Regions from separate parts of the Homo sapiens genome. Here regions 1 and 3 are each linked to region 2. Evidence: chromatin loops called from intact Hi-C (ENCODE). Cell type or tissue: mammary epithelial cell. All regions are shown on one strand. Links, peaks and the distances in the headings refer to the core of each region. The heading gives the core; the rest is flanking DNA.

What was found. Peaks named below come from ENCODE experiments on the same cell type or tissue, not always from the same donor. Only the 100,000 strongest peaks of a DNase experiment are listed, where the experiment ranks them.
Region 1: it touches region 2 in a loop (4-fold over the local background); 8 of 110 quality-filtered maps call a loop at or near these places.
Region 3: it touches region 2 in a loop (5-fold over the local background); 10 of 110 quality-filtered maps call a loop at or near these places.

What each region holds. Positions count from the first base shown.
Region 1 is chr5:58,109,584-58,120,221 of GRCh38, reverse strand. LINC02101 (long intergenic non-protein coding RNA 2101) reads left to right here. Exons shown (of 5, transcript NR_104669.1): 2 at 1,713-1,751; 3 at 3,571-3,760; 4 at 4,245-4,383. Among named protein-coding and RNA genes, the nearest start is that of LINC02101, 7.4 kb to the left of the region's middle. In mammary epithelial cell, for the core only: no CTCF peak of the experiment used is centred there; a DNase peak (open chromatin) is centred at 5,711; H3K27ac peaks cover 412 bases.
Region 2 is chr5:58,447,427-58,458,064 of GRCh38, reverse strand. PLK2 (polo like kinase 2) reads left to right here. Exons shown (of 14, transcript NM_006622.4): 6 at 482-577; 7 at 686-884; 8 at 973-1,120; 9 at 1,476-1,573; 10 at 1,910-2,039; 11 at 2,286-2,526; 12 at 2,651-2,780; 13 at 3,044-3,154; 14 at 3,291-4,083. The coding sequence ends at 3,482. Among named protein-coding and RNA genes, the nearest start is that of PLK2, 7.3 kb to the left of the region's middle. RefSeq lists enhancers at 635-1,834, 7,660-7,829. In mammary epithelial cell, for the core only: no CTCF peak of the experiment used is centred there; DNase peaks (open chromatin) are centred at 5,574 and 5,984; H3K4me3 peaks cover 1,765 bases; H3K27ac peaks cover 3,983 bases.
Region 3 is chr5:58,331,320-58,341,957 of GRCh38, reverse strand. No RefSeq gene overlaps it. Among named protein-coding and RNA genes, the nearest start is that of PLK2, 120 kb to the left of the region's middle. In mammary epithelial cell, for the core only: a CTCF peak has its summit at 6,234; no DNase peak of the experiment used is centred there.

The DNA of each region.
Region 1 (10,638 bases), core at 1,768-9,767, 340 kb after region 2:
TGTGTTGTGTGTGTAGGTATTTAAAGCAGTTTTCTAGATCAGTTGTGATCTGGGACATCTCTGGGAAGATGTGCTTATGTATATAACATGAAGGTCGACTTGACTGGATTCCCAGAAGCATGCGAGGTTAATTAACTGGTAGCATCAATCTTGGAAGCTCAGACACCAAACTTAAGGGCTATTACAGAGGTCATTATGATGGTCAGTGATGCAAGAAAGAGATGATATATATTTCTTTTAAGGCAGAAATTCCTTTTATGCTTTTCAATCATATTTAAGTGGATATATCCTTGATGTGCTTTGTTTTACTTAAAGCTTTAAATAGATTTTTTTCTTTTATAGTAATACCTATTTAAGAGGTAGACAAAATATTTTTTAAATAATAAAATATATATGACCTATATTTTATCTTGAGTTTCACACCTTAGAAGAGTAGATTATTTGGTCCATTTATATTTTACTTTCAAAGAGTGCAAGGCTGATAGCAAGTTCTCACATAGTAATCCATGGAAAAACTACCTGTTAAGGTATGCATATTTTAGCTTGAAATCACTGAAGTGGCACAGCAGTGGCCCTAATGACCCCAAGCCTAATATATTGGAAGAAAAATCCCAAGTGAGTCTTAATTAAGTGAACCACTAAGTAAAGCATACTAAGACAATACTAATTGCACTGATAAACATAAGCAGTGTGAACAGGAAGTACATAGATACACTTGTTAGGGTTTTATTCATATTTGAAAAAAAAAGGAAAGAAAAAGAAAAGAAAACTTTACATTTTTTTCATGAGGTCATCTTCAGTGGTTTATTTCAAAGATGCTGCACAAATTCCAAATAAAGATAAGATGAACTGAGATGGAATAAAAGTAAACACTTCCTCAGCATATTAGGTTATTTTTAAACTCTTCAGAGTGGACTTTATTTTATTTTAATCCCATTTTCCCAGAAAGAATTTCTTAACTGAACGAAACAAACCACAAGAGGACTATCTGGTTGTGCGACTACCCATATTTAAGGTTGACCTTTTTGAAGTCTAAAGTCAAGTCAGTTTTTTCTCCCATACCTTCTGCTTTGCTGTTGCTTATTTTTAAAAGTACTGTACTGCTAAAGTCAATAGCTGGTCCTCTTCTCATACACTTTTTAAAAATTGAAAATATATGAGAAAGAGTAATTTCAATTTGAGCATTTATTTTATTGAGGGCTGTGTAGAAGCCTGCTGAAAAATTACTTCTCTAATAGTAAGTAACTCTTTAATTCCTATTATTATGATTTTTAAATAAATTAGCCAGTTGGAAGAACTAGGTGATAGACATATAAGGCAAAAACTTGCTGGTGAGAACAGCATCCCGACTTCTATACTGTCAAGCTACTTAACAGTGAAAAGACCAGTCTCTACACTGGCATTGGGATGTAAGATGTGTTCATTGTTTTCCAGTAACTCTTAGTCTCGAAGGGAAGACAGACATGACTTTAAAAATTACAGTAAATGCTAATAATGCTATGAAGGACAGACATAAACAAAGCACAGTGAGAGAAAGAAAGAGGAGCTGCTAGCTTTTCCTCTAGGACTTGGCAGAGGGTTTCCTAAAAGAGGTGAAGCACTGTAAGAAAGCACACAAGAGACATGGAGGGCTTCTGGGAGAGATGGTATTTGAGCTAGGACTTGAAGGATGAACAACAATTTGCCAAAACCTGCTCTTCCTTCTTTTTCAGGTTAGTCACAACTGAATCTTTCAGAGGAGGAAAGAGCAGGTATGCAAAGTCAAGCAGTTAGGATGCATTCAATGTGTTTAAAGAGTAGATGTTCAACATGACTAGACTGTACATTTGTGTCTGTGGGTCATTTAGAAGATCTGATGGGAGAAACAACAGGACTGGTGGGATACGGGGCTTAAAAGATTTGTGGAAATTAAGCTATGAAGACGTGAGTAAGCCATATTGTGGGTTTGGATTTGATTTCATATATGATAGCTGTTTGAGATTTTCAGCAATGGGGTGATATGATCATATTTGTTTTTATAAAAGTTACCACATTTAAGTAGTAGGTGAGCAGTATGATGGATGAGACCATAGTTTCTGGAAGATCATTTAGGATATTACCACAATTGTATACACATATTGATTCTCCAGTACTGGTGGCAGAAAGCATGATCACCAAATTGGTGTATTACAGATACATACAGGGAAATATTTCCCAGTGTGAATTCCAATACTTTAGAAGAGACTTTGATTCTCTGATTGGCCCAGTTTGGATCCAGTGTCCACCCATGTAACAATTAGTTGTGGCCAGGAAGCAGGGTCATATGGTGGGAGAAAGGCTTATCAGAATTCTACTTCTGCAGCACAGCAATGGGGGCCTCAGAGGAAGGGACATTGTTGTGATCTGGGAAGACAACTCAGTAGCTTTCCACTGGGGAGTACAGATAATATATTTTGTTTGAGGCACATTATTCAGCTCTTAATGGTTGTAATTTAACCTGAGCTTGGCGTCAGATGCAATCAGAACAGACAGACACCGATTGTCTTCAAATATTTGAAGATGCAGTAGCCTTGGTGATAATGTTTAGTTCTCCACTGAAGGTGAAAGATAACATCTTTTAGAAATCTGGAAATAGATGGCTTCCAGGAAGTTTCAGTATTATGTTTCAAAAAAAGCAATCCATCTTCCTCCTTTGCTTTTCTCTGAGAGTGAAGAGGTACTCTACCTTCCTAAAAGCATTTTTAAAAATCTGTAGCTTGGAATAGCAACTGGGAAATAAATTTAAGAAACTTACTTTATAAACTACTGGTTTTTACTGCAGTTTTTTATTGTCTACACGGTCAAGAGTTTATGCTGATATCAAAAGTTTGGCTAGAGTTGTGTTTGCTTGAACCTCTGCAGGCTTAGGTTCCTAGGATCAAAATGAATTTATCTTAACTGAGTGCATTATTTCTTTTACCCTCTGATCCTGATTAAGATTTTCAGTAGTGTGTGAGTTTCCCACACATGGATTATTTAGCTTGGGGACTGTTTAATATTTTTTAAATCCTAGGTTTATTTCCCTCATTCTCTCAGACAAATTTTGGGTTGCACCCATCCAGCCCCTTCATCCACACCTGTGGGATATATTTCGGAAAAAAAAGGCTAAATAAGGACAAGTAAAAAGATAAATAAGGACAAGAAAAAGATAAATATCCATCCCACTCTACCCTTCCAAAGCTCTACCTAATCCATTCCAAAGAAAAAATGTGAAAAGTGGGTTATTTCGGAATAACCACATTAGAGAAATCTTTTTAGCTTTCAAAATTGAGTTCCTTACTATGAAAATTCATGTATAAAACCAAGAGCTCTAATAATTTTCAAGACAAGTGCAATCTTAGACATTTTAGATAACAGCATTATTTTCTGCGCATAAATAGCATGTGTGGGTAACCCTCAGTGTATGTGGGTTGAAGGAATCAAAGGAATCAAACAGTTGCATCTTATGCTATTGGTGCCTAGTATACTCGAGATCTGCACAAATGAAGCCTCAGTTTATACCCTAAGCATAAGCATGTCTTCCCCACAAAAGATTTTAAACCTTCTTTCCAGACACTAGGCACAGAACAAAGAGCAAATGAAACAGGAACTGTGGAATAACACTGTGTTCCCAAAGAAAACATAACTGCCATAGATCACAGAATGAAAGCCCCAGAGCACGCAGCAGAGAAGTCCAGCAACAGGAGTCAACATTTACAGAAAACCCTGTAGGAAGACTGTGGCACTACCAACTGATCAACATGTAGGTACTTTAAAACTACTTTTAAACAAGGAAATCGTAATCAAGTTATGAGACCTAGGAATCAGAATCCTGAGGCAGGAAGCAGGTACCTTAGTGTACATAACATATTCCAGCTAAAATGTGGAATTCAGGCTGGATCACGATGGATTAGCAGACATAAACAGTGCCTTATTAGAATCATAACCTACTGTAAATCTTCTATATTTCGTTTACTATAACATACAGAATAACATTAGAGGGATTCAATTACAGGGTCTGGGCTGTCATTCTCCACAAGTTTAATTGCCTTCTTCAAAAATTCACAGGTTAATTCTTAAAGAGTTATGAAAGTTGATTGAGTGAAGAGACCCTGACTTACTCCTTGCCTGTATTCTTGCATGTGGTATGGACAGAAAGAAACTTAGAGCTGAACAGAATGCCTAGCACCTGTTTGGTGCTCAAGTGAACAGATTCACTTAATCTCCCTGGATAACTTTGTTCTTAGGTTACAGAACTCATTTTATACTGCAGCCAGGCTGAGGAGGGCCCATCACCTGCACATAAATATTTGGACAGTGGCGACAACTTGAAGACAGCTAGCTGCAGAGTGATATTCCAGAATAAGAGTTTTGAAGCTCCAGATGGTGAGAGATTATTGTGTTTATAAGTGTAACTGGGGGATAAAAAAAAGTTTTCAAATTGTAGAGGCAATCTCTAGGTGCTGAAGGAGTATAGACTCTCCCATGAATTGAAGGTTAGTTCAGGAAAGTTCTTTATTCTAAGTCTGGAGATGCCTTCAAATCAGAGCAGCGTAGAAGAAAAGGGTAAGTCTGGAGTTCCTGGGAAAGTCTGGTGCACAGACAGAGAGAAAGGACATGGCTTTCTTGGAGAGCATGTGAGCTGATAGACTAGCTCTTAGAGTGAACACAGTAAATACCAATAAGATTGAACCAACTAGGAAAGACCCAGTGAACAAAAGGGTCCTCTGATGGGAAGAGCTAGTGGACAACTGGAGGAGAGGAGGGGCAGAAACAAAGAGGGCCTGGAGAGGGTAAGCAACTCCTTAAAGACCAATCAAATTACATTAAATGATGAATGATGAGATGAAGAGTGTGCTGTAAATAGAGGGCCAGGAACTAACATTAACTGACAGTCAACAATAAGCACATGAAAAGCATGTTATATATTCATCTCATTTGATTATCACCACAGCTGGAAAAATAGAACAGATTAAGCAACTTACAGGCATCAAGTCCCTAATAGGTGCAATGTAGCAAGAATAACCCAAAAGAAGTAGACAAATTATAGATGCTTGAGTCACATTTATAAGGGTATCAATCAGAGTTCTGCCAGAAAACAGATGACACCTTCAAATGGGGAAGTGTGTAGAGAATTTAACAAGGAGACTATTCACAGAGATGTGGGCAGACATAAAAAAACAATAGAGAATACCGCAGTACTCCAAAACTAGTAACAGAAAGGAGCATTTTTCACCCAGAACCTAAATGGCACTTAAAGAGGGTATGGATCCTGGAATATGGAGATTTTCTGATACCGAGAGGGCCGCTTTGTCAGGTGTTGTGACCTTTGGGAGCGTGAGGCAGCCAATCTGCAATGACTGCATAGGAAACAGCCTGAGATATACAGACCGTGTCCTCACTTCTCTCCCTTCTTTGATCTCTCATTAATGCCTCTCCCCACCCCTCTCATTGCCTAAACTCACCTGGAAACCGAAGGACAAAGAGCTTGCTGAAGGAATCCATGCATCCTCCCTAATGGGGCAGAGGACAGGGAGGAGAGGGCGACACAGGAAATCTGGAGGAGAAAATTGGAGCTTCCCAGCCCAGGGAGTCGATCACTTCTGACCACATAAGTCAGTGGTTCTCAAGATTTCGGGGCAGAAGAACAATCTGAGTTTTTAAAAGATGCATATGCTTGAGTCAGCTTCCCACACATTCCAGATATTCTGATTCATTAGGCCTGGGATAAGACTCATGAATCTACTTCTTCAACAGTGACAGTTACTAAGCAGGTATTCATTGGATCAGACTATGAGAAACACCTCCTTGAGTAGAGAAAGAGAGTCTCTCTTTGTAGCCAAGTTGGCCTTTGGGAGCCAACTTTCACATCATGGTGTTCTGTTTAGGGAATTCCTGGCAGGGGGAGGGGTCCTAGCATCATGTAGTATCATGATTACCCAACTTCTATCTATCTGTCTGTCTATCTATCTATCTATCTATCTATCTATCTATCTATCTATCTATACATATCATCTATCTATCTATCTATCTATCTATCTATCTATCTATCTATCTATCATCTATCATCTATGTACCTGCCTATCTATGTATCATATATCTATCAATACAGGCTTTGACGTTAGTCACAAATGAGCTTGAATTCTACTTAAAATATGTGATCTTAATCTCTCTAAGCCTCAGTTTCCTTCTCTCAAAATAGAGTGATGAGACCTACTTCATAGGGCTGCAATGAGGACTGTATGTGATTAAATGTAAAAAAAAATAAAAAATAATAACTAGCATAATCTTTGGCACAGAGTAAATCTACAATTATTGATATCTATGGCATTATCATTATTAGTCTATTATCGCTTCGCATTGCTTTGTTGCAATCTGTGTTCTATGTTAACATTAAATGTGGTATTCAGAGTCAAAGCAGGAATCAAAACTTGATGGAGAAGACTATGTGCACTTTACTCATTTTTAATAACGCAAATAATGATTTCGTCTTGGTACCTAGAAGCTTTTGATGTAAATGCAGGGGAGAAATGGCAAGATCAGCAAGAGGAAAGAGACCTAGTTTACTTTCCTTTGTCCATTATCTATTCAAAGACAATGGAAACAATAGACAGAGCAGCCTTCTAATAAGCTGGGGGATTAAAAAATCTTTTCAGAAAAAAAGCTGTAAAATTCGTTCATGAGATCATTTTTATGAGAATTGACTTGTTTAGCTTAAGGAATGTTTAGAACCAGGGCCCTGCCAGAGTTTGTGTGCAGAACACTATCGAAACGTTTCCTGTATAGTTAGTAAACAATAAGTCCTATTGTTTTGTTGGAGTTCAGGTGGCCCCAAGTTTGGGGGTGGGGTCTCTAAATCTCTTCCTAGCTCCTTCCTATTCCCGCTACGCTTAGTTTCAGAAATGCTGGAACATACCCTCGAAGCAACCACTGAAGCCCTTCCAGCAGAGGAACCGCAGAACTCAAAAATCCTAGCTGTAGGTTGGGTCCACACTACTAGGGAGACCTCCAGCCCAGAAAGCAGCTTGGCGATAAGACGGAAGAATGAAGGAGCTCCAGTTTTGAAGCAGGGTTGTTTTTTGTTTGTTTGTTTGTTTTTATTTTTATTTTTTTCCTCCCTTTAGAGTAGAGAGATTAGGGCTGAGCAGCTTGGACATTGGACCAGATGGAAAGGTGGGTTTTTTTTGTGTGTGTGTTTTTTTTTAAGACAGAGTCTCGGCCCTGTCGCCCAGGCTGGAGTGCAGTGGCACAATCTCAGCTCACTGCAACCTCTGCGTCCCAGGTTCAAGCTATTCTTCTGCCTCAGCCTCCCAACTAGCTGGGACTGCAGGCATGCGCCACCATGCCCAGCTCCTTTTTGTATTTTTAGTAGAGACGGAGTTTCACCATGTTGGCCAGGATGAGGTGGGCATTTTTATAGGATTCATTCCCCAATAGTATAAAACCTAAAGACAGTAAAAACACAAAGTTGTCAGAGATTTGCCATATTTTCAGGTATTAAAGGAAAAGAATAAAGTGTTTAGGAAAAATCTTGAAGCAGAAAAGAATAAATGGGATTTAAGATGAATTGTTTAGCCCGTCTGCCATAATTTAAAGCAGTTTTTCTTCAAGTGGGGGTGATTTTGTCCCTGAGGGGACATTTGGCCATGTCTGGAGACATTTTTAGTTGTCTCAGCTTGGGGAAGGAGGTGTACATGACATCTATTCTATATAGGCCAGGGATGCTACTAAACCTCTTCTAGTGTTGCACAGCAAAGAATCCTCAAATTCAAAATTCCTATAGGGTCAAGTATTTCCACACATTCTAACTTGCTGTTTCAAGTCTTAGCAAGCCTCAGAATTTCACCAAATTATTTGGGTATCTAGACAGACTCTGATTAACATTCATAGTTACATATACTAGGAAGAGTTTTATTATGGCCTTGTGACACCGAATGTTGAGAATTATTTAAGCCATCATTTACCTAATGCCACTTTATCTTGAGGGACTTTGATAGTTAATGGCCAAGTTCATTCTCAGAATAGTAAAACTTCCAGAACAAAAAGAAGTTTTGCTAGGCACAACTAAAGCAGTTTCTTTGTCTAAGATTTCTTAGACCCAAGTAAATGGTATCAGAGCATTAATATGTGTGGAAGGAAGGGAGGTCTGTGGTGTGATACTGTAGCAAAAACAGGAGAAATTATTTATTTTTTAAAATTAATTATATTTTAAGCACCATACAAGGTCATTTAGAGTAACTAGATAAATATTTAATCAGCTTCTGTTTTTCTTTTTTTGTCACACACATAAGCTAGGGTATTGAAAGTATCTTCTGGATTGCCAATTTGCTAAGGGTAAGAAAGACTTCCTTTATATTTTGGCCCATCTCCTTCAAAGTGTTCTGTTAATAGATTTTTCTTCTGCCTTTGGGGAAACTTTCCACTTTAGGAAATACTTTTTGATATGAACTTGGTTGAAATTTACCTTGGCCACTACTCCTTCCTTGTGGCATAGTAACAACTTTTACATTTTAATATTTGGACTTGAACATTCAAATTGGTAGGAAAAACCCTACCCAGCCTCTCCATGCCTTTGGAGGATATTAGTATATATTTCACATAATGGGCTTCATCTCTTATTGAAGCTTTTAGATCCAAGAGAGGAAGGGCATGGTAAGAAAATTAGAAGTTGTTACTGTCAGAGAGATCATTGAATTGGTAAAGATTCATGAAATTAGCCAGGTAAAATGTAAAGCCCTAGCCTCAGTTCTGTTTGTATTGCAGTTTCCCCTAAATTGCAATTTTTTAGAGACAAGAAAAACTATAATAGAGGATACAGCTTAATTATGAATGACTTCAATTGAGCTGTCTCTACTTGAATATAGTATTAAAAAAATTAAAATCTATTGAAAACTATGAACTTGAAATTATTCACAATGCTTTTGCTTTACTTGGTTAAGATTTTGTCTTAGAAAGCTATCATCGAGGTAATGTGTTCTCTATGACCCTACTTAGAAAAAAAATTCTCTCTCTCTACAAATATATACACATATATATACACACATATACATATATCATACATATATATTAAAATTTATGCATATCTTTTTATATTAAAATGCTATCCTATTTTAAAGTAAATTAGTTAACTGGCTAATTTTCAGCTATTTGGAAAGTGACAAATTGATCATGAGAAAGCTAAAATGACAAATTCAAAATGGCTAAATTCATATAGTTATTGAGCTTTCAACTGACATCTACTAGTCCTAACTTTTTAAACAGAGGGACAAGACTGACAGTGACTATGTTGACCCTTAGTGGTCTCTAGCTATGATATCTGGGTAATGAGGAATTATTTAGGGTTGTAGTTTTTTCTTCCAGTTTTCCAATCCTACCCATCGCCATTGTATTTCAAGCTTGAAAGATCAAGGCTGTTTTCATGGTAGATTTCAAGTTCTGCCTGCCTGGGATTCATCTCCTGGCCAATATAATTGAGGATGCCATTTCCAACCCTGCTCAGTGCTTTTCATTCTTTTCATTGACCTTTAAAAAATAATCATAAACTCAACATTCACTGGGAGACTCAGGCTACACCATGGTTTACTCTTTTTTTAATAAAGATGTGCAGAAAGTCTACTCTTGGCAAAAGATTTAGCACTCACTTCTGAAGGACTTTTTCTGGGGTTTTTTGTTATTATCTGAGGGGAACAGTCAGTAGTGTAGATTCAAGAATAGGCAAGAGAAATAGACTCTGGTCAAGTACATATGAGACTGGAACATCTCCAGACTAGAGTAGAAAAATCTAATAAAAATTGTTTTATTATTTGGTGTATTTTTCACATATTCCATTTACAGAAGTAGAAATTAGGCTTAAAATAATGAGGAAAAACAAACACAAAATACCATGAATAAAGAGGTTTTTTTTTTTCATTTTCCTTAGACATGTTATTTTAAACTCAGCCTTCACTAAATAAAGGTGAATTTTTAATTCTATACTATAACATGAAAAAGTTTAACTTGATTTTCTGTGGTAATAGGCCAAGAGAAGATGTTTATAGCTAAAATCAGTGCTCTTGATCACACCTTTTGCACATGATAGAAAAGCAACAATCTGGATCAGTAGACTATAATTCACTTTCCTTCCTCTCACTCATCCTTTTGTGGGGAGGCTCCAAAGAGATGAAAAAAACAAAGATCGGGCAGATGAAAAAAAGAGGTAGGAGAAGTAAAAGGAGGCCAGATGGTCCGTGGAATGAACTAACTCTACTCATCGTTTCTGAAGAGCCGGCTGTGCTAATATGTGGATATCCACTAAAGGTGCTACGAAGGGCAGAGGGAATGTGTTCCTTTAAAAACACAGTAGAGGATGTGTAATCTGATAAGAGTGGTTCTCAAATGGAATTATTTTTAATAAGTAAGAAGTTGTTATTTTCTGGGAGACACTAAAATGTCAGGTCAGTATCATTCCAGACAGACAGAAAGTGAATCCTGCTATAAAGCTGCAAATCCCACAGCATAACCTCCAGCGTTTCCTCCTCTCCCCTACTTCTCTCCTTTCACCAGTTCCCTTTCAAGTCCTTTGATATCAAACCCTGCACATAAAGCCATAAACCTGTTCACCTGTGTTTCTCTCTTCCCCTTATGCTGATATTAGCTTGTTTA
Region 2 (10,638 bases), core at 1,210-9,209:
ATCCTAGTAGACTTTTGTGGAGACCAAATATGCCTTCATTATTTTGCATTTAATGTTTCAGAGGTCCGGTAATAAAATCTATAAATCATAGCAATGTTAATTTAAAGAAATACTTATTAAATGCCCACTATGGACTAGACAGAGCACCCTGTGCCTCTAAATTGATTATGAAAGCAGTCAATGAAGTCTTTTCTTGGCTTAAAATGTATAAAATGCCACGACGTCCCTGGCTTTAGTTGGTTAACAACACTTTGCATGTGGGCTAAAACAACGTGTGTGCATTTTTAAAAATTACCAAAACTCATTTGGTCAGATCTCAATTGAATTTTCAGATGCCAAAAGTCAAATGTTTCCAAATAGAAATTCAGTATAGATTTTAAGATTTTGTTTAAGATTTTGTCTCCCATCAAGTCATGTCAAGAGAACCAAGTTTAAGTAGTGGAATAGTTCCTAACACGATCTCAATATTTTGTCTTTCCAGAACGATATGTGGTACCCCAAATTATCTCTCTCCTGAAGTCCTCAACAAACAAGGACATGGCTGTGAATCAGACATTTGGGCCCTGGGCTGTGTAATGTAAGTAAATGCAGCAGAATAATTAAAAAGCAAATTCGGATTTAGATTTTAACACTTGAAAAGAGTTGCTTTATGACCATTGCTAAAGATGTGTTTCTTTGCACACAGGTATACAATGTTACTAGGGAGGCCCCCATTTGAAACTACAAATCTCAAAGAAACTTATAGGTGCATAAGGGAAGCAAGGTATACAATGCCGTCCTCATTGCTGGCTCCTGCCAAGCACTTAATTGCTAGTATGTTGTCCAAAAACCCAGAGGATCGTCCCAGTTTGGATGACATCATTCGACATGACTTTTTTTTGCAGGTTGGTGCACTATCTTTTTTTTTTAATTACCTGGTATTGATCCCAGTTACCTGACAGGTTACTGAAGGCTTTTTCTAATATTCCACAGGGCTTCACTCCGGACAGACTGTCTTCTAGCTGTTGTCATACAGTTCCAGATTTCCACTTATCAAGCCCAGCTAAGAATTTCTTTAAGAAAGCAGCTGCTGCTCTTTTTGGTGGCAAAAAAGACAAAGCAAGATATATTGACACACATAGTAAGTTAACAAGACTTCTTTTCCTTTTTCGTACCCAATATTATATTTAAATTTGGTAAATTAGTTAAAAGAGAATTTTATATTAGCATAACTTGGCCATATTTGCGTATTCTTAAATGTTGATATTTATAGCATAATAAATCCATACCTTGAATTGTGATTGATAGCTTTTTATTTTGCAAACACTAAAGAGGGCTTTTGGGGGTAGCTGCAGCTAAAGGCAAAGGTAAAATGCTATTTTTGCCCAGGATGCTCATAAGTTGGTCAATAATGCAAGAAGGAGAAAATATGACTAACCCTGTTCCTACCTTGTTAAGATAGACTAATGTTTGTAATTCTGTTTCTTGATATACAGATAGAGTGTCTAAAGAAGATGAAGACATCTACAAGCTTAGGCATGATTTGAAAAAGACTTCAATAACTCAGCAACCCAGCAAACACAGGACAGATGAGGTGTGTTGGGAAAGAGTAAAGTAGATACTCACGCTTTACGTTATTTCCACTCTTTATTAATTAGCACTTGGACTATGATTATCATGGTTCAAATATGTCATATTTACTTAAAGTTTTTCTTCAAACCCTTTGAAAGGGAAGTTAAAACTAAAAGGAAGTCTTTTAGTTTTACAGTGCATGCAAGTGAGTTTACTGCGTTATCTTTTATCTGGCTTGTGTCCATTGCTTTTTGATGAGCTTTCCCAGCAATTGCCTCACTCTCATCTTAATCTGGAATTCTCACCCTTAAATGAATTTAGATGCTTGACTCATTGCATAAATCTTCTCTCTTCTAAGGAGCTCCAGCCACCTACCACCACAGTTGCCAGGTCTGGAACACCCGCAGTAGAAAACAAGCAGCAGATTGGGGATGCTATTCGGATGATAGTCAGAGGGACTCTTGGCAGCTGTAGCAGCAGCAGTGAATGTAAGTGGTTGTCAATCGTATTTTAAATAATGAAACTCGAAATGCCAGTGCTAAATACATAATAATTTAAGTCAATTTACTTTGTAGCTTAATTTAACATAGAAGTAGTAAGATTACAGGAATTGGAAAATAATCTTGAGTTCTATGTCTTTCGAATTAATGGAGTGAAACTTAGCATCTACCAAAGCCTGAGGTTTTATTGCTAAAATATTGTATAACTTGAAACATTTCTGTCTGACTTTTCAGGCCTTGAAGACAGTACCATGGGAAGTGTTGCAGACACAGTGGCAAGGGTTCTTCGGGGATGTCTGGAAAACATGCCGGAAGCTGATTGCATTCCCAAAGAGCAGCTGAGCACATCATTTCAGTGGGTCACCAAATGGGTTGATTACTCTAACAAATATGGCTTTGGGTACCAGCTCTCAGACCACACCGTCGGTGTCCTTTTCAACAATGGTGCTCACATGAGCCTCCTTCCAGACAAAAAGTAAGTGTATCAATTAATGAAATCCTGTCAGTTCTCTAGTCTTGCACTAAAGAAATCTAAAAACAATGATTAACTGCTTCTATTTTTTTTTCCTCTTCTCTCCCTTTCGTTCCTGTTTTTATAGAACAGTTCACTATTACGCAGAGCTTGGCCAATGCTCAGTTTTCCCAGCAACAGATGCTCCTGAGCAATTTATTAGTCAAGTGACGGTGCTGAAATACTTTTCTCATTACATGGAGGAGAACCTCATGGATGTAAGTACTGTGGCTTTAGAGTGGTGACATTTGAAGTGTAGGCCACAAAGCAGTAGTGTCTGCATCACTTTGAAGCTTGTTAGAAACAGATTCTCCTGACCTACCGTTGGTGTACTGAATCAGAATCTCCGGGAGGTGGAGGCAGGGATTTCCAAAGCCATTCTGATGCTTGCTTAAGTTTGAGAGGATTTTCTTAGAATAATAATAGAGTGCATGCTACAAAATCTTTGTAGGCACTAACTCACTCTCCTAATCTCTTCCAGGGTGGAGATCTGCCTAGTGTTACTGATATTCGAAGACCTCGGCTCTACCTCCTTCAGTGGCTAAAATCTGATAAGGCCCTAATGATGCTCTTTAATGATGGCACCTTTCAGGTAAATGAACTCTTCAGGAAAGTGCACGTTTAGGTCCTAAACAGAAAGATTTGTACCTAGACAGTTTAGTGATTGACTGAACTTTTCTAATTCTCGAATATTTTGAGAGATCTAATGTCTATGTTTATTTTTTAAGGTGAATTTCTACCATGATCATACAAAAATCATCATCTGTAGCCAAAATGAAGAATACCTTCTCACCTACATCAATGAGGATAGGATATCTACAACTTTCAGGCTGACAACTCTGCTGATGTCTGGCTGTTCATCAGAATTAAAAAATCGAATGGAATATGCCCTGAACATGCTCTTACAAAGATGTAACTGAAAGACTTTTCGAATGGACCCTATGGGACTCCTCTTTTCCACTGTGAGATCTACAGGGAAGCCAAAAGAATGATCTAGAGTATGTTGAAGAAGATGGACATGTGGTGGTACGAAAACAATTCCCCTGTGGCCTGCTGGACTGGTTGGAACCAGAACAGGCTAAGGCATACAGTTCTTGACTTTGGACAATCCAAGAGTGAACCAGAATGCAGTTTTCCTTGAGATACCTGTTTTAAAAGGTTTTTCAGACAATTTTGCAGAAAGGTGCATTGATTCTTAAATTCTCTCTGTTGAGAGCATTTCAGCCAGAGGACTTTGGAACTGTGAATATACTTCCTGAAGGGGAGGGAGAAGGGAGGAAGCTCCCATGTTGTTTAAAGGCTGTAATTGGAGCAGCTTTTGGCTGCGTAACTGTGAACTATGGCCATATATAATTTTTTTTCATTAATTTTTGAAGATACTTGTGGCTGGAAAAGTGCATTCCTTGTTAATAAACTTTTTATTTATTACAGCCCAAAGAGCAGTATTTATTATCAAAATGTCTTTTTTTTTATGTTGACCATTTTAAACCGTTGGCAATAAAGAGTATGAAAACGCAGAAATAATGGTCTCCTGTCTTTAGTAGAACTCTTCACCACATCGTTACATTTTTTGATAAGATCGTGCCAAGCAGTGCCAAGAAGCCACTGAGTATAGAAGCATACTAGAGAGTTAGATCTTTAATTTTTTCTAACTACAGTTTCTAGGAAGTCTAATACCTGAAGTACAATCATAAACTTTCAGAGTAGATCTAGCTTAAGAACACCATTCTTCTTACAACCAAAATATAAGCCTCCTACAAAATCCAAACCCAATTTCTCTCTGTAGTATTTCTTCAAAACTTGTTTAGCTTGGAGGTGAAGCCAGATTAAATAGATCTCTGTTATTCAGTGTCAATAGGTACAGGAAGTTTATCTTAATATGGGCAAAACTCTGAATTAGAATACATGCACCACCTAAACATATTACTCAGCATAAACCTGCCTAAACACTTCCAGTGCCACTGGCAGTACTAGCACATAATTCCAGTAGTGAGAAATACTTTGTGAATAAGTCATTTTATTTTCCTTCTGGTGCATGGTAGTTGAGGAGTGGTATGGGAACCAAGTTGTGGTTTGGGGTCCATCTTTTAATCTATTAAATTAAGAGGTAAATTTGAGGTTTTCTTTTTCAGTGGGATCTACTCTTTGACAGGTGTAGTAAAGGAAAGCTGCTCATCCTGTTACTCTGAACTTACAGGCATCTGCATAAGATGTAAATATTTTTTGTTCAATTGTAATCCCACTATAAGGAAAATACTGTCCTATGAAAAGAAGTGCTTTGGTTTGTTAAGGCTGTGTTTACATTGTGGTCCTGTACAGCATAGTATAGAGATGCTAGTTGCACTTTTACATTTTTCTAAAATTGTTAAAACTCCACTTGGTATATTGTATTAATAAAAGCCAAATCCAGGGAATATGTTATGAGTATTTCACAACTCCTAGATTAACTCCTGCTGGCTGGAGTTCTCTGGCCATGTATACAAATTCAGTTGTATTTTTATAAGCAGAGAAGAAACAATAGTTTCCAAACAGAAAATGTTCCTTCCTTTTGAGTTTCACAGTGGAAGATTGTATACTACCTCATGATTTCAAAATACACACTTACCCATTCTTATATGTACTCAGCATCTGCTGTGTGCCACATCCAGGGCCTGGCATTGGAGACACAGAGTGAACCCGAGGCCCCCCTGCCCTCAAGGAAGTCACAATGGAGTGGAGGAGACAGTGCATTTACCTATTAGTGTGACAAGTGGTGTGATTTTACGATAAAGGTATGTACTGGGTGTTGTGGGAACTCAGCAGGAATCATGAGGAAGAAGCCCCAGGCATGGGCTGGGCTCAGTGAATAGATTCCAGAAAAGAAATTTGTTTTTACTGTGTTTGAAAGATGAGTGGGGGTTAAATAGAAATATGCGATAGGGAAGAGTGTTATAAGCAGTGGGAATAGCACGTATAGAAGCCCGGGGGATGAAAGAGTTCACAGAAGTGGGTGTGCAATCTGAAGTATTATAGGAAAAGGCTGGAAGACATGAATGGTGCAACCCATGGCTTTTAGGCTGCATTTTGAAGGCTATGCCAAACTACTGAGAAATTTCAAGGAGGAAAGTGACATAGTACTTCAGATTCCTAAAATTTATTCTGGGAGAAGAGGAGACGGGGTGGGGAACAAGATGGAAACGGCCCAAACAGTAAAGAAATTAATGCTGTGACTCAGGTGAGAAGGGACCTGAGACAATGAAAAGGAGCAAAAGAAGAGCTAGGCAGTACCTCATTTGGCCCTCCTGATTCATTTCAACGTTCCCAGTACTGAGCACCAGATCTGGTACTGGACAGTCAACTATCGAATGAGTAAATGAAGATTGATTTTGGAGGAACTTAGAAAGTTGATTTTAACAGGATCTAGAGCCCGGTTGAATGTGGTGCCTAAGAAAGTAGATGAGGTGCAGAAGGATTGGCTGAGGCAGTCAGTGGGGGACGGGTTGCATTCTTGGGCCATTAACTATAGTAAATTAGGAATATGGAAGGAAGAGCTTGATGGAAAAATATAGTGAGTTTTAGACATATCTAATCAGATTTGTATGAGGATGCCCACATAGGTCCAGTAAACAGTGGATATGCAGGTCTACATCTCAAGAGAAAGCAACATTTGGAAGTAACTAAGTTTTGGAAAACATCATGGGAGTGGATGAGAACACATAAGGATGGATTTCTGTCACCCCTTCTACCCAACTGCATTTCTGGGGGAGGAGTACAGAGGACATCTCCATAAAACATAACAGTGTTGATAAATCTTTGCCATGGGAGAAGGAGAATAAAAAATTCCCAAATAAATTACCCTTCCAAATAAGGGTACCCTGAATTCCACAAAAAACAACTGTAAAATAATAGATTTCTTTAATGAACACCTTTGATCCCCAGGAACGTTTCTCCATTAGCCCTCACAAATTCTAAAGATTTAATAGTTTTGTTGCATGTCTCGGCTATGGGGGAGGCTGAGGCAGGAGTGTCGCTTGAGCCCAGATGTTTGAGGTTGCAATAAGCTATGACCATGCCACTGCACTCTAGTCTGGGTGACAGAGGGAGACCCTGTTTCTTAAAAAATAAAATAACAGATACCCTCAACTAAACTTGGTGTGGCCATGACAGTGAACTTGATCTTAGGTTATTTAACATTTACGACTTTTATCTCTTAGTCCCATCAAGCCTTCAAGAACTATTTCTGAATGTAATCTCATGTCAGCTAGGGAAATCATACTCCAGTGGAAAAGCTTTGGAGTCAAATCTTGAGTCCAAATTTCTGTGCAACCACATGTTAATAATGCGATCATTAGTAAATACCTAATCTCTCTAAGCTTCTGTTTTCTCATCTGTGAAGATAAAACGATAATAAAACACTTGCACAACAAAGGTACTCAATAAGTATTTCTTCCTGTTCTTGTTCTGTTTTTTTTTCTGCCTCTTTCCACATCTGTAATGGCAGGGACCGTAATTATCTAGAAAAAAAAAAACTGTCTCATTCTTGTTTCTCCCACTTTCAGTTCTGTGTAAGTTGTGATCGAGTCTTCAGTTCTGTGTAAGTCGTGATCCAGTTGGGATCATTTTGGGACTTTCAGAGAGAAGGAATCTAATGGAGATTGTTGGTTATACAGATGATGGAAGAACTCGGTGGTGAGGCAACCCAGAGATTCACTGCAGCAGGAAGGCACTACTCTCCCAATGGCTAGAGAGACCCAGAGAAAACGTCATGTTACCAGAGCCCAGAACTGAGTCTTCTGGCAGAAACTAGAATCATGATGGTCACTGCTTACCAGGATTTTGAGATCATGGGACAAATGTCATCACTGCTTGAGATGACCCCTGTGCCTTTTTGGGTGAGAAAAAAGGGGGACAAAATATTTTGAATTCTTTCTTCCTCTTGGCCTCCAATCTCCCATTGACCAAATGAGCTGAAAGGCAGTCGAAAAAAATAGCCTTGGAAATACAGTTGTTAGGGTCATTGTAATATTGCAAAATAAAGCAGAAGAAGGGCAGAGAATGAATCTGAGCCTTAACCAGCATATTAACTGCCTACCTTTCTTTCTTAGTTTTTCTCTTCCACGAATTTTCTACCATTTCTACCTTCTCCTTCTCTTAAATACCAAAGTGACATAATTGCTAAGAGCTATAGTTAGCTAGGCAGCAAGATGATAGGCAGTAGAAGGTTGGAGAAGGAACAAAATTGCGTGGGTGGGCATGAAGAATGGAGTCATTCCTGCTTTAGGCCTCTGTGATTCGTAACATCTTCAGACCATTTTTGCCTTGTAGAGATTTTAATCTACTGAAAATAGGTGTGACTAAAAATGCATAGCTGCATCTCCATAAGGTACACAGAAAAACCAGTGTTGGTATTTTATGGCTATTCAATGCATGAGAGAATCAGTATATTTCTAAACCTTGTAACAAACTGTTGTATAAAAAGAAACCTGTAGATTCCACTTTGTTTTTCCTGACTTGGGAGAGACTCTGGTCTATATGTTTAGATTCATGCTTTGTTCTAGCCCTTCGTTATGTCTTATTAACTTTACTAATGGAAGGCATCTCTTTGTTTGAATTGCCACAATTTAATTATATTAGTGAACTCAAATTAAAACGGTAAATTTCCATATGCAGTGTTAGAAAATAATATCATGGTTCATCAATGTCTGGAATTCAACTGAATAGAATAAATAGATTTTGCTCTAGGATTAGCCTGATAATATGTTTATATGTAAAACAAAATTGATTTTAATGATTGCAGTACAAAAACTTCACTTCTAAGTTGAGTTAAATTAACAAACTCCTGATCTATCTCTGCTATGAAATACTAAATGATTAGATATTTTAGCCCAGCCATGCAAGTTGGAACACATTCTCTGTTCCAAGCCTATAAAAAAATTAGTACTGTAAGAAATCAGACAACAGACCTAGGCCAGGGGCGGTGGCTCATGCTTGTAATCTCAGCACTTTGGGAGGCAGGAGGATCACTTGAGACCAGGAGTTCAAGACCAGCTTGGGCAACACAGTGAGATCCCATCTCTACATAAAATTTAAGAATTAGCTGGACATGGTGGTCCATGCCTATAGTCCCAGCTACTTGAGAGTCTGAGGTGGGAGGATTGTTTGTGCTCAGGAGGTTAAGGCTGCAGTGAGCCATGATCACACCACTGCACTACAACCTGAGCGATAGGGCAAGACCCTGTTTCTATAAACAAACAGACAATAAATAAGCAACAGGCCTCAGTGAAATAACTAAAATTGTCTTTCTTTTATACCCCTTTGAAATCAGTGGCAGCAGGATGACCTTTAAACTTATGATCATATAGACATGTCAAAAGAGTTTCAATGAGACATAAATTTATTATGTGATTTATGTGATCCTACTAAATAGAAAAAATATGATAAGTACAGAACTATATGAATTTTGAAGAACTTTGGAGCTACATAGAAGATCTTTAAATATTTCAAGAGATAAAGAAATGCAAAATCCAAACGTGATAGGGTATTCTGGAGGGGAGTGCAGACAAAGAATTAGATAATAACATAACTACTGATATACTAATAAATGTTTAGCAGTCAGCTTTTTCAGAGGTGGCCAGAACCTTGATTTGTTTCATTTGCCAATTTCTGTGGTATAATTTCTTTTACCATGATGGACTTCTCACTACCAGAGTGATGTCGCTGAATGTGGAGTTGGAAAGAGATGCACAGCAGTACATCATTATAAAGTATTTCCAGCATATGGATGTAACAGACATAAATAACCTCAAGAAATAGATAATAATAAAATGTAAGGAAACAATTAGTGATGAGTTTAGAGTATTTATTGCCTTTGTTTTTAACATAATTTATTTAATTGTAAGTTTCTATAATTACATAATGGTTGTGTTAACAACTGGCTTGCACAATTCCTGAAATTTTAACAATCACTCCTCACGAAACTTTTAAAACCAGCTCCAACATAGCAATAATAATAATTTAAGCCTGGGGATGTGAACTATATGTGCTCTGAGAAGAAGGACATCACTCCTATATTCTGAATAATTAATAGGGCTTGGTATATTCTTTTAACATCTCAGACGGCACTGCAGTAAATATCCCGGTCTACAGCTGTGGTTGTGTATATAAAATCTCAGCCAGCCTAGGTTACAAACAAAAAGTTTAATTTAGATAGCATAATAGCTTCTTTAGCGAAGTACCATTTCATCTTAAGAAGACTTAGTTAAGTATTTAAGATAATCTGAATGATTGAATTGATAATTGTTGTTACAGAAAGAATCTCTATATTTAACCCTAACATTGAAACTGTGTGTTAATACTTCACATATAGTAATGTATTAGTATTATAATCCCAATTAAAAACTGAAATTTAAGTAACTGATATTGCCTTAGAAATTTAAGCTGAAGGCTTGTGACATTTAAATTTGGTATTATAATATATGATAAATTTATCATCTTTTAAGCTTAATTTACTCAATTTATAAGAATGTTTATATACTTAAGAATACTTGTTATAGCAGACAATTGCAAAACAGTATTTAAAAAGGAAGTCAAGTATATTATAAATGCAATATAAAATAGTAAAGGGAAAGTTATTAAGTTTTAACTGGGATCCTATAATACAGTCCTCTTAAAGTCTTTTGTTGAGATATAAAAACAGAATGTAAATTTTTAAAATTAAACTTAAAAATGCAAAGAAGAACTAGATGTTTAAGTATACTGAATGTCAGATTTTTAAAACCAAATCCACTTCTGAGCATAAAAGTCAATCTCAAAAAAAAAAAAAACCAAAACCACAAAACCTCATTTGCAATCTGTTTTCCTGGGAATTTGTGTTTGTAGATGAATGTCAATACAATTTTCTGATACAAGCATGTAATTTTATTCCAGTAATATTCTTTTGAGAACATGACATGAGTAGAAATGAAAGGCAAAGATGGAATCCATGTAGAGAATAAGGCAAACCTTTAGAGCTGAGATTGTATATTGCCAGAGAATAGACATCTGCTTGAAGTACAGCGAGTTTTAGAGTGGGTTTTAAAATATTTTCCAGCAATTGTC
Region 3 (10,638 bases), core at 1,355-9,354, 120 kb after region 2:
ACACATGCATATACATATATACACACACATCTATATGTACATGCACACATATACACATGTAAATATATAGTATATTATTATATATAATAAATTATATTAAAATATACAATATAATTCACATATTTATTATATATAATTTTATATATCCTTTTAAACCTGCATAGTCATATTAATAGACATTTAAGTTGTTTCTAGTCTGGCTTTTTCAAGTATTGCTGCAATGAATAAACGCTTGCATAGCTATCATTCCATATTTCTGCCAAGTTGTTTTTGAGGCAGTTTTTTAGAAGTGGGATTATTGGGTCAAAGGGTCAATATATGCAAATTTTGTACAATTCCTCTCCAGAAGGCATCTATCATTTTAAATCCCTTCTGACAATGTTTCAGAGTACCTACTTTTTCATAACCTTGCATCGGAGTTTTTGTTTTTAAATGTTTTTGCATTTTTCTTAGTCTAATAAATGAGAACTGGTATTTCAATATTGTATTTTTTATATTATTTTTATTGTAAGATTGAGCATATTTTGTATGGTTTGTATTTTGTTTGTCACATGCATTTCTTTTTCTGTGAGCTCTTTTACATTCAGTTTTGCTCATTTTGCTATTGATAGATTAGGTTTTTTCTTTCCCAAGTTTACCATTATCATTTTAACACATTTCATTTAGGCTTTTTGAACATCATTCTACCAATTGACGTTGCTCATTACCTTCATTTAGCAAAAATCATTGGTTATTCCTAGCCCTTGGTCTATTTTACCTTTCAGTAACATGGGGCACAGCTGACCACTCCCTCTGCTGGAAAGGCATTCTTCACTTAAATTCTTGCTTACCACATACTCCTGCTTATCCTGTCATCTCACTGCCCTTACTTCTCAATTTCTTGTGATTTATACATCTCCCCACCCTCTAAATGTGGGCATACCCCAGGATTCAGTCTAGTTACTCTCCCCCTGAAAGAGTGTGGTCAGTCTTGTGGCCTTAAATATCATCTATTGGCTGGTGAATCTCCAAGGTAGACCTTCTACCCTGAACCTCAACATCAGCTACCTGGCTACTTATTATCTCTGCTTGATGGTCTATAGGCATTTCAAAATTTACATATCTAAAATCCATGTTATTAACATATCTTAGAATCCTCCCTGTACCTGCATCTCCTGAGTCCTTTTCCCTCTTTCTAATAGCATAGGTAAAATATTTTACATTCATGTTTGACTCCCCTTCTTGTTCTCATAGCTATGTCTAATCTCTCAGCAAATTTTGTTGGCTATGTCTTCAAATTATATCCCGAATCTTTCCTCTCTTTATTATAATCTCCCTCCTGGGTTATTGCAAAATTCTCCTACCTGATCTCTTGGACTCTATCCTTCCTGCCCTTATATTTTATTCTAACACAATGGCCAGAGTGATCCTTCTAAAATATATGTCCAGTCATGTCACTCCTCTGTTCAAAGCAATGTAGTGATTTTGCATTTTATTTAAAATAGAATCTAAAACACTTATAATGGCTACAGATCTTATCAGATATGCCTATGTGTCCCCACCCAGGCCATCACTACACCTCACCACCTTTATTCTCGTTCCCTTTGGACCAACCATACCACCTCTGTACTGTTACTCTGGTAGACCAAGTATGTTTCCCCTCAAGGACGGTTGGTTTGCAATAGCAAACCTGAATGTTCTTATCCCTCACTTTCTTCACCAATTTCCTCAACTATCCCTTTATCAATAAGGCCTCCTCAGACTATCTCACTTAGCTATCTTATTTAAAATAACACATACCCATCTACCCATACTTCCATTTGCCTGGTAATCTCTATCCTCATTCTCTACTTTATTTTTCTCCACAGCACTTACAATTATCTGGTGTGCTATATGCTCTATCTGTTTGTTCATTTATTGTCCCTAGGTGCCGAAAAGAATATAAACTCCGTGATGATAAGAATTCTTATCTTGTTCATTATTGTCTTCCCGTTGCCCTAAAGGAATGGTTGGCTCCATGTTACTCCTCAAATACTTGTTGAATAAACCACTATGTGTACTAAACATTAGCATCCTCATTTTCTGCTAAGGAAGCTGAGACTCAGAGCTAAAGTAACTTCCCAAGGCCTTGTAGCTGGTAAATGAAGTCAGAATCTGTGTTCAAATGTATCAAACTCCAAAGCAGTCCCTCTTTCTTTGGTACTGTGTGGTCTCCCAAGAGGAGGGATTTCTATTTCCATTTTAATTTTGAGAAAATGGTTGGAATACAGGACAAATCTTCAGAGAATCTCGATTTTAGTCTTAGTTCCGTCAGTAAATAATGGTGAAATCTTGGGGAAGCAATTTAAGTTTTTTGATTCTCAATGATTGCTTTAATCATTGAAGGCAAGAAAAGTTTCTATAATCTCAGTCTTTCTTTCAGCAACCAAAGTGTATGACCAATGAGATCTACATCATGTTTAAGTGGATGATCTGTAGTATATTCAACTCTGCTTTAGTTATTAAGGTCAAAAAATGTAGAGAGATCTTAGGTTCATTTTGTTTTCTTTTGGCTTAAGTCCTTTGGTAAGTGAGATGTTAACATACCACAAAGGTTTCATTGTTTTTCTCCTGAAGCAAGAGGCATGACTGAGATGCAGCTTTCAAAAAGGATCTTGTTCCATATACTTGCCAATATTTGGTAGTCTTCCTGCCTACCCCAATGAAATAAGACATCATTTTATATTGCTGGCCTTTAGAAAAGCACTTTATGTTTAAGTAATTCTGCCAATAATGTTTGTGTATTGTCAAAAAGAAGCTTTAAATTTTTTTTTTGTTGTTTAAAAGCTAGGCATACAAGCACAGTGTAATAATTATAACCTGAAGAACTTCTCTAAGAATGTGGCATAAAGGTTAATAAAAAAACTGTAGAGTGGTGGGCACATGTAGGAACAGATTTGTTGGTCTATAAACAGTTATTAGATCCTTCCTCTTTCCCCAGGTCTCTACTCCGCTAGTTAAAAACAAAGAGATGCTCACAGAGAAATCTCAGGACTGACAAGCCAGTTCCTGTCACTGTCAGAGAGTGGCTTTTGGAATTGGAGTGCATTATGTGAGTTTTAAAGGAAATCAATCTCATTTGTAGTCTTTCCAGTTCTTTAATTAGAAAAGTAAGGAAAAAGAAAAAAAAACAAAACCAACAACAAACTGTCCTAGGTCCCTGGAACTAATAGTTGGCAGGAAGTAGTTATTGTTCTTGGAGCCAGTGCAAATGCCCGGGGGTCAGGTACAAAGCCAACTCCAAAATTTAACATATGTAGCACTAAGAGATCTTGTGGCAATTGTCACTTTTTTTGCTTTTAGAAAGGCATTTTCTTATTCAGTTTTCTCTTTTCAAGAGGGCTAGATAGGAGGCCATTCCTCACCTTAGTTTCTAAAGTCTTTTGTGTGATTTATCCAGAGTATAACTTTAGTTCTGGAATAATTTCTGGATGGACCTGCAGAGAAAACTTTCTCACTTGTCCACAGCAATGACACAGTAAGTTAGGAGGAGTCATATCACTTAAAATTAAGCTATAATGTTCTGTTTACATGCTGATGTCATTTCAATGTTATCAATGACATAGACTCTAAGGGTTCCAGTGATGGAGTTTTATGGATCACTGGTCAATTTATTTTAATCATTTTCTAGAATCCAAATGCAAACTTTAGTGTGCATCAAGATTGCTGAGTGGCCATTCAGAAACTGGGGCTTGGCCTCCAGAGAGGCTGATTTATTTGGTCTGGTATAGAGCCCAGGATTCTGCATTTAAACTAGCATCCTAGAGCTGAAGATCAAACTGGATGATTCTCATTGTCAGTTTCTTTCCCTGCGCTTGGCTTTTGAATTATTTTAGTGCCTGTGTCTGCTGATTTTTCTACTACCACTATCTATTTGTATGTCTTATAGTCGTTGGCCCTAATGAACAAGAGGTTTGGAAATACCTTTATCTCCCCCACAAATTTTAATAGGTCCAGATTTCTAAAATTTAACTTTCATTTTAAAATTAAAACACACCCAGGAGATTTAAATGCCAGTTGGTTATTATGCCACATTGTGAATTCCCTTTCTCCCTCCTTTTCTCCCTCCCTTCCTCCCATCTTCCCACCTACCAGTGTTTTTGTTGACATGCACATTGTTTCAGGACCCAGAGAAACAGTTCAACAGAATAGAAAGTGTTCCTAACTCCATGAACAACTTTTGAAAATACATGATTAAATAAAATATTTCACATAATTATAACTGATTTTTAAAAAACAAACCAATGGGATAGAGAGACTATCATTTAACTGGGATATACAGAAAGGAGTGCTTTCCTTGAGAAATATCTATTTTGGAGCAATAAGCACATCTAGGGAAGAGAGATGTGGGAAGAGTCATTTATATTTATCCACGTGTTAACAGTTTCTGGCACTCTTCGTTCCTTTGTACACCATTCCTTCGTACACCATTCCTTCATACTTCCATCTGGTATCATTTTCCTTCTGCCTGAAAGCCATCCTTCAGGTTTGTTGACAAATTTTTTAAGCTTTATCACGTTTGAAAAAGTTATTTTCCCTTTATTTTTGATATTTTTACTGGATATAGAATTCCAGGTTGTCATTTTTCCCCTAGTAATTTAAAGACTTTGCTCCACTGTCTTCTGACTTGCACTGCCTCCGATGATAAATCAACCATCATTCCTATCTTTATTTTTTTATGTGATCAACCATCATTCCTATCTTTGTTTTTTTATGTGATGTATCTTTTTTTCTCAAGCTGCTTTTAAGATTTTCTCTTTATTCTTATTTTGAACAATTTAATTATGATTTGCTTTGGTATAGTTTTCTCTAATGTCTTTTGTGCTTGGGGCTTTTTAAGCTTCTTGGATCTGCAGCTTTAAAGTTTCTATCACATCTAGACATTTCTTGGCCATTAATTCTTCAAATATTTTTCTGTCACAACTTCTCCAGTGGGGGTTCCCATGACAGGAAAATATTTGGTTGTTTGAAGATATCTCATAATCAACAGATGCTCTGCTTATTTGTTTTTTTCATCTTTTTTTAACTGTGTATTTTATTTTAAATAGTTTCTATCACTATGTCTTCAAGTTAATCAGTGTTTTATTATTCAAGGTCATTATCATATTTTAATCTCAGATATTATAGTTTTCATTTATTGAAGTTTCATTTGAACCTTTTTTATACCTTCCTTGTCTCTACTTAAATGCTCCCTCTTATCTAGAACATGTGGCATACGGTAATAATAACTTTTAACTTGTTTATTAATTCTGTAACCTGTGGTTTTTTTTTTTTTTTTTTTTTTTTTTTTTTTTTTTTTTTGAGACGGAGTCTCGCTCTGTCGCCCAGGTCGGACTGCGGACTGCAGTGGCGCAATCTCGGCTCACTGCAAGCTCCGCTTCCCGGGTTCACGCCATTCTCCTGCCTCAGCCTCCCGAGTAGCTGGGACTACAGGCGCCCGCCACCGCGCCCGGCTAATTTTTTGTATTTTTAGTAGAGACGGGGTTTCACCTTGTTAGCCAGGATGGTCTCGATCTCCTGACCTCATGATCCACCCGCCTCGGCCTCCCAAAGTGCTGGGATTACAGGCAACCTGTGGTTTTTTATGAGACTGTTTTATGACTCATTTATCTGCTCATTATGAGTTGTATTTTTCTGCTTCTTTGCATATCTGATAATTTTTTATTGGAGACCAAACATTATAAATGTTACTCTGCTGAGTGCTAGATATCTCTGTATTCTTTTATATTCTTAAACTTTTTTTCAGGGATGCAGTTATATAAAAACAGTTTAATTTTTTAATGTTTTGTTTTTAAATTTTGTAAGGTAGGACTAGATCTTTAGTCTATGGCTAATTTGCCCCAATATTGAGGCAATCAGTTCTCATTCATGTAAACCCTAGGTGCCCCCAATTCCCTCATACTCCCAGCTCCGTGTCCCCAGGGAAAGAGACCACCAAACTCTGCCTTTGACTGTGGCCTGTTGATTATAGAACTCACTTATTTGTTTCCCCTCTTTCACTGATGACTGTCCTTCACTGACTGTTATTCAATATCTAAAAATGATTTTATATATTGTGCCTGATTTATTACTTCACACAGAAGAATAAATAATCTGATACATCTTGACCAGAAATAAAAAAGAGTTCCCATACTTTTTATGAAGAGTCACAGGCATGCTTTGCACCCTGGCCATGCACAATTTATTTGACCAGAGACTTGCTGTTGCATCTAAGGTAGCCACCTATAGGCTGGCCAGGGAACAATGACTAATGTTTCCAAACCTCTTGTTTATTAGGGCCAACAACTATAAAACATACAAATAGATAGTGGTAGTAGAAGAATCAGCAGACACAGGCACTAAAATAATTCAAAAGCCAAGCACAGGGAAAGAAAGTGACAATCAGAATCTATGTGTCAGTAGAGGCAGTGGGTAAGAAAGAAGCAAGGAGTAGAGAAAAGGGGATAAGAGTGTTGGCAAGAGGAGCTTGAGTAGAAACAGAGAGAGAAATAAAAATTGAGAGAAGAGTCATGTGGAAGGCAGACTAGGGAGGCTGTCTATTGTGTTTTAAATCATTATCCCATTTTCCATAAAACTGGGCAATATTGCTTTGAAAGTTTTCAATGCTTCCTTATTTCCCTCTGACTCTTTCCAATAATCCTCATTACATCAGTCAGGTACCCTGACTCCCAACTCTGTTTCTAAAAGAGCTTAAAACCCAACTATTTTGTTGTTGTTGTTTTTACAGTGGTTGGTTGAAACATGAGGCAGGGTACCAGGTTTGTGCATACATTGGTTACCTGTTATAAAGCTATATAATAGGATTCATGTAATGGGGGATATAAATATTTACCCATTGCACTAAGTTATGGATGTCACTTCTCCTTTACTACAAACCACAGAGATAATTCTAAGGAAGGAGGGAAGGAAGGAAGGAAGGAAGGGAGGGAGGGAGGGAGGGAGGGAGGGAGGGAGGGAGGAAGGAAGGAACTGTTTCATGACAACTATCAGGATGTGATTGTTCAAGTGCATTAATTTTTCAGCTGGCAGCTCTCATGTCCCCTTCTCAGGGATGCTTCACCTCATCCCTCACTCTAAGTCAGATATCCTGTAATACACTCTGATGGTGCTCTGTACTTTTTCTCTCTGTATTTACCTCAATTATAATTGTATAGTGTTTCTCCCAAACTAGATGATAAGCAATAAAGGTAAGAACTCTATAAACATTTATTGAATTAATGAGTGAGTGCTTTCGTGCCATGGGAAAACGGAAACCATGTGACAGAAAGTGTTAGTTTTTCATCAAAATTTATTTCCATTTTATGATGGAGACACAAGACTTTATTCCTCAAGTCCCTGTAAGCATAGATGTGGCCATGTGAATGAAGCAAGTGAGGTGGGCCATTTCCATGCCTGCCTATTAAAATCTCCCACATGCACTTTTCCAGGTATTTTCCCCTTTTGATTGATTTGGATGATGACCTCTGACCCCACCCGCACTACTCTTACTCTCCTCCACTTTACCCCAAAGTTCAGGCAATGCCTGGATAGTCAGTTACAGACTTGCCAATTTCCAAGGGCTTTAAGTACTCATCTGGCAGACTGCAGGTGAATGAATCTGATAATTTCTTGTTACCTTTTTATCTATTCTGCTATTTGTATCACCACTGTTACTCAGAGGGAAACAATTCATTCTTGTTTGCAAAGGGATACATTGTCATGGCCTCTCAGAAATATGGCATCAGGCCCTCTGGAATAATCAAGCATTCTTTCTATTGGATAAAGTTGTATACTTCATGCCAACAGAGTCCCTGTGAGTATGACTACATAAAAATAAAAGATGGGAGATAACAATACTCATGCACATTCCCCAAATATGTTTTAAAACATAGCTTTGATAAGCTGGAGAGGGAACATTATACAGGAGTTGGTATTTGAGAGGGATTTTGACTTTCGATAGATACTTTATTGGTTAGGAGCTAAGTTTAACTGTATGTAACAGAAAAAAAACCTATGTAAAGTAGCCTCAAACAAGATAGAGTTTTATTTTTGTTTTTGCTGTTTTCCTCTTACACATTGAACATTATACACAAAAGTAATCCAGAGCCAGCCCAGTAGCTCAGGAATATCAGGGCCGAAGTTGCTCTGATGCTCTTGACCTGTCCTTTGTAGTTTGTTGCAATATGTTTAGTGCAGCTCCGGCCATCTCTTCTACATAATAGGTTACTGGATATTTGTGTTAATCTTATGAAACCAGTATTATTATCACTTTTATTTTCTTATGCATAGGAAATTAGTCGTGAAGCAGTTATATATTTTTTCCAAGAAAATATAGATAACAGTAGCAGACTTGGTAATCACTGCAGTTTGCCTTTTTAAACCATGCCATTGACCACTGCACTATATTGTCCTCTTATGTACTAGTCTTGACAAAGATGAAGAGAACTTAAGGTGATATTGAGGCAGGAGAATAGGGTCTGGAGGCAGGGATCGTAAGCCTGTTTCACGCCGACTTCCGATAACTAAATTGAAAGGAAAACCCTAACTTTCCACACCTGAGTAACAAAAGGACCAGAGGCCACCCCCTTTGACCTTTTCTGCCCAGCAGATAGGAAATTGACTGTGTGCAACTAATCAGACTGTTTGAGGGTGGAGTCTTCATTTGCATAAAAGTATAACTTTGTAACTTCACCCTAGCCTCTGATTGGTTGCTTTCTGCAACCAATCAGATGTTTACACAGGAGTGTGATCTTTGTAACTTCACTTCAGCCTCTGGTTGGCTGCTTTCTGCAACCAATCAGACTGCTTGCAGGCTACCACTTCATTTACATGAGGTGAGCATGAAGTGGCCAATGGGAAAGTTCTAGAGGGTATTTGAACCCAAGAAGATTCTGTATCCAGGCTCCTGAACTGCTGCTCAGGTCGCTCCCACACTGTGGAGTGTACTTTCGTTTTTAATAAATCCCTGCTTTCGTTCTTTTGTTGCTTCATTCTTTCTTTGCTTTGCTTGGTGTTTTGTCCAATTCTTTCTTCAAAATAGCAAGAACCTGGACAACTTGTGGCCACGACCCTTTACTGGTGACAATATTATGACAGAAGGGTGGATTGAAGTGGAAATAAAAGTTTCCACCTCTAACAGGAACACTATCTAGAGGATAGTTCATAGTGTTTGTCATTAAAGAAAACAAGCCAACAATTCAGAGATTAGAGAAAGACCAAAATAGGAAGTACTCAATTAGATTAAGATGTCCCTTTCCTTCAAAGCAAAATAGAGCAAAGATAAAGAAGGGGGACAAAACCCAAACTGTCCAAGGTAGTTAAACATTAGATGAAACACCTTTGCCATCTAATGTAAATGTCCTTTGCAAATTTTGTCTATACTCCCCGTCCAGTTCATAATTATTTATCATCAAAGATTTTTGTTCGTGTTTGTTTTCTCCCCAGCATTATTCAGGTATAATTGACAAATAAAATTGTACAAATTTAAGATGTACAATGTGATGATTTGGTATGTGTATATAATATAAAATGATTACCACCATCAAGTTAGTGAACATATCTGTCACCTCATCTAATACCTTTGTGTGTGTGTGGTGAGAAAATTTAAGATCTACTTTCTTAGCAAATTTCAAGTGCACTATACAATATTGTTACCTACAGTTACCATGCTATAAATTAGATCTCCAGAAAATATTCATCTTATAACCAAAAGTTAGCATCTTTTGATGAACATCTCCTCATTTCCCCACCTCTGCAGGCCCTGACAACCACCCTCTATCCTGTTTCTATGAGTTCAACATTTTTAGATTCCACACATAAGTGAGATAATGCAGTGTTTGCCTGTCTCTGTATGACTTATTTCATTTAGGGAGAGATCCATCTCCCTGGAAACTTGGATAGTCATGATCAATCTGGGTTGGTGCTTCTATTGGAAGTCCCTAGATACCCTGTACATTATTGCTGTGATGTCAGATTGGCACTGATGACACATTTGTTTTCAGTAGACTGGAAACTCTTGGAAAAAGAGTACAGTTGATCTTTGTATCTCTAATCAAGCATAACGCTTGACACACTCATGGGTTATGAAGCTGTTGATATAAAATAAGACAGGATGTTTCAGTTAGCTGTATGCAGGGATAACCCAAAGGGTTAATTTCAAATATTATGCATGGACAAAGTTTATTAGGTCAAAACATAAGTCTAGTACAAGGAAAAATACTGAAGACCAATGGGGAAAAAATTCACTTATTTTAGAATGACCCATTTTAATTATTTTGAAATTTGATCTCGACAATTTCATTGTTAACCTCCTGAGGGTGTCATTTTGATTCTGAAAATTATTATGCTTTGAAGTTAGATCTATTGCCACCTCAAATTCAGTTACTGATGTAAAAGGACAGGAAGAAAATTCAGTAAAATCATAGAAAAAATAAAACCCATTAGCCCCACCTTGCAGCCCATTTTACTGCAAATAGCAAAGTAACTCAAAAACCATGTCTTTTTGAGTATAATTTCATAGTGCATTTAAAGGAAAACTCATATGGAGATTATTCTCAAAATTCAAATTTAACATTTTTGAGAATCTTAACGCCACAAAGAAGAGGAATTTTATCAACTGAAGTAGCCAATCCGGCTTTTCTA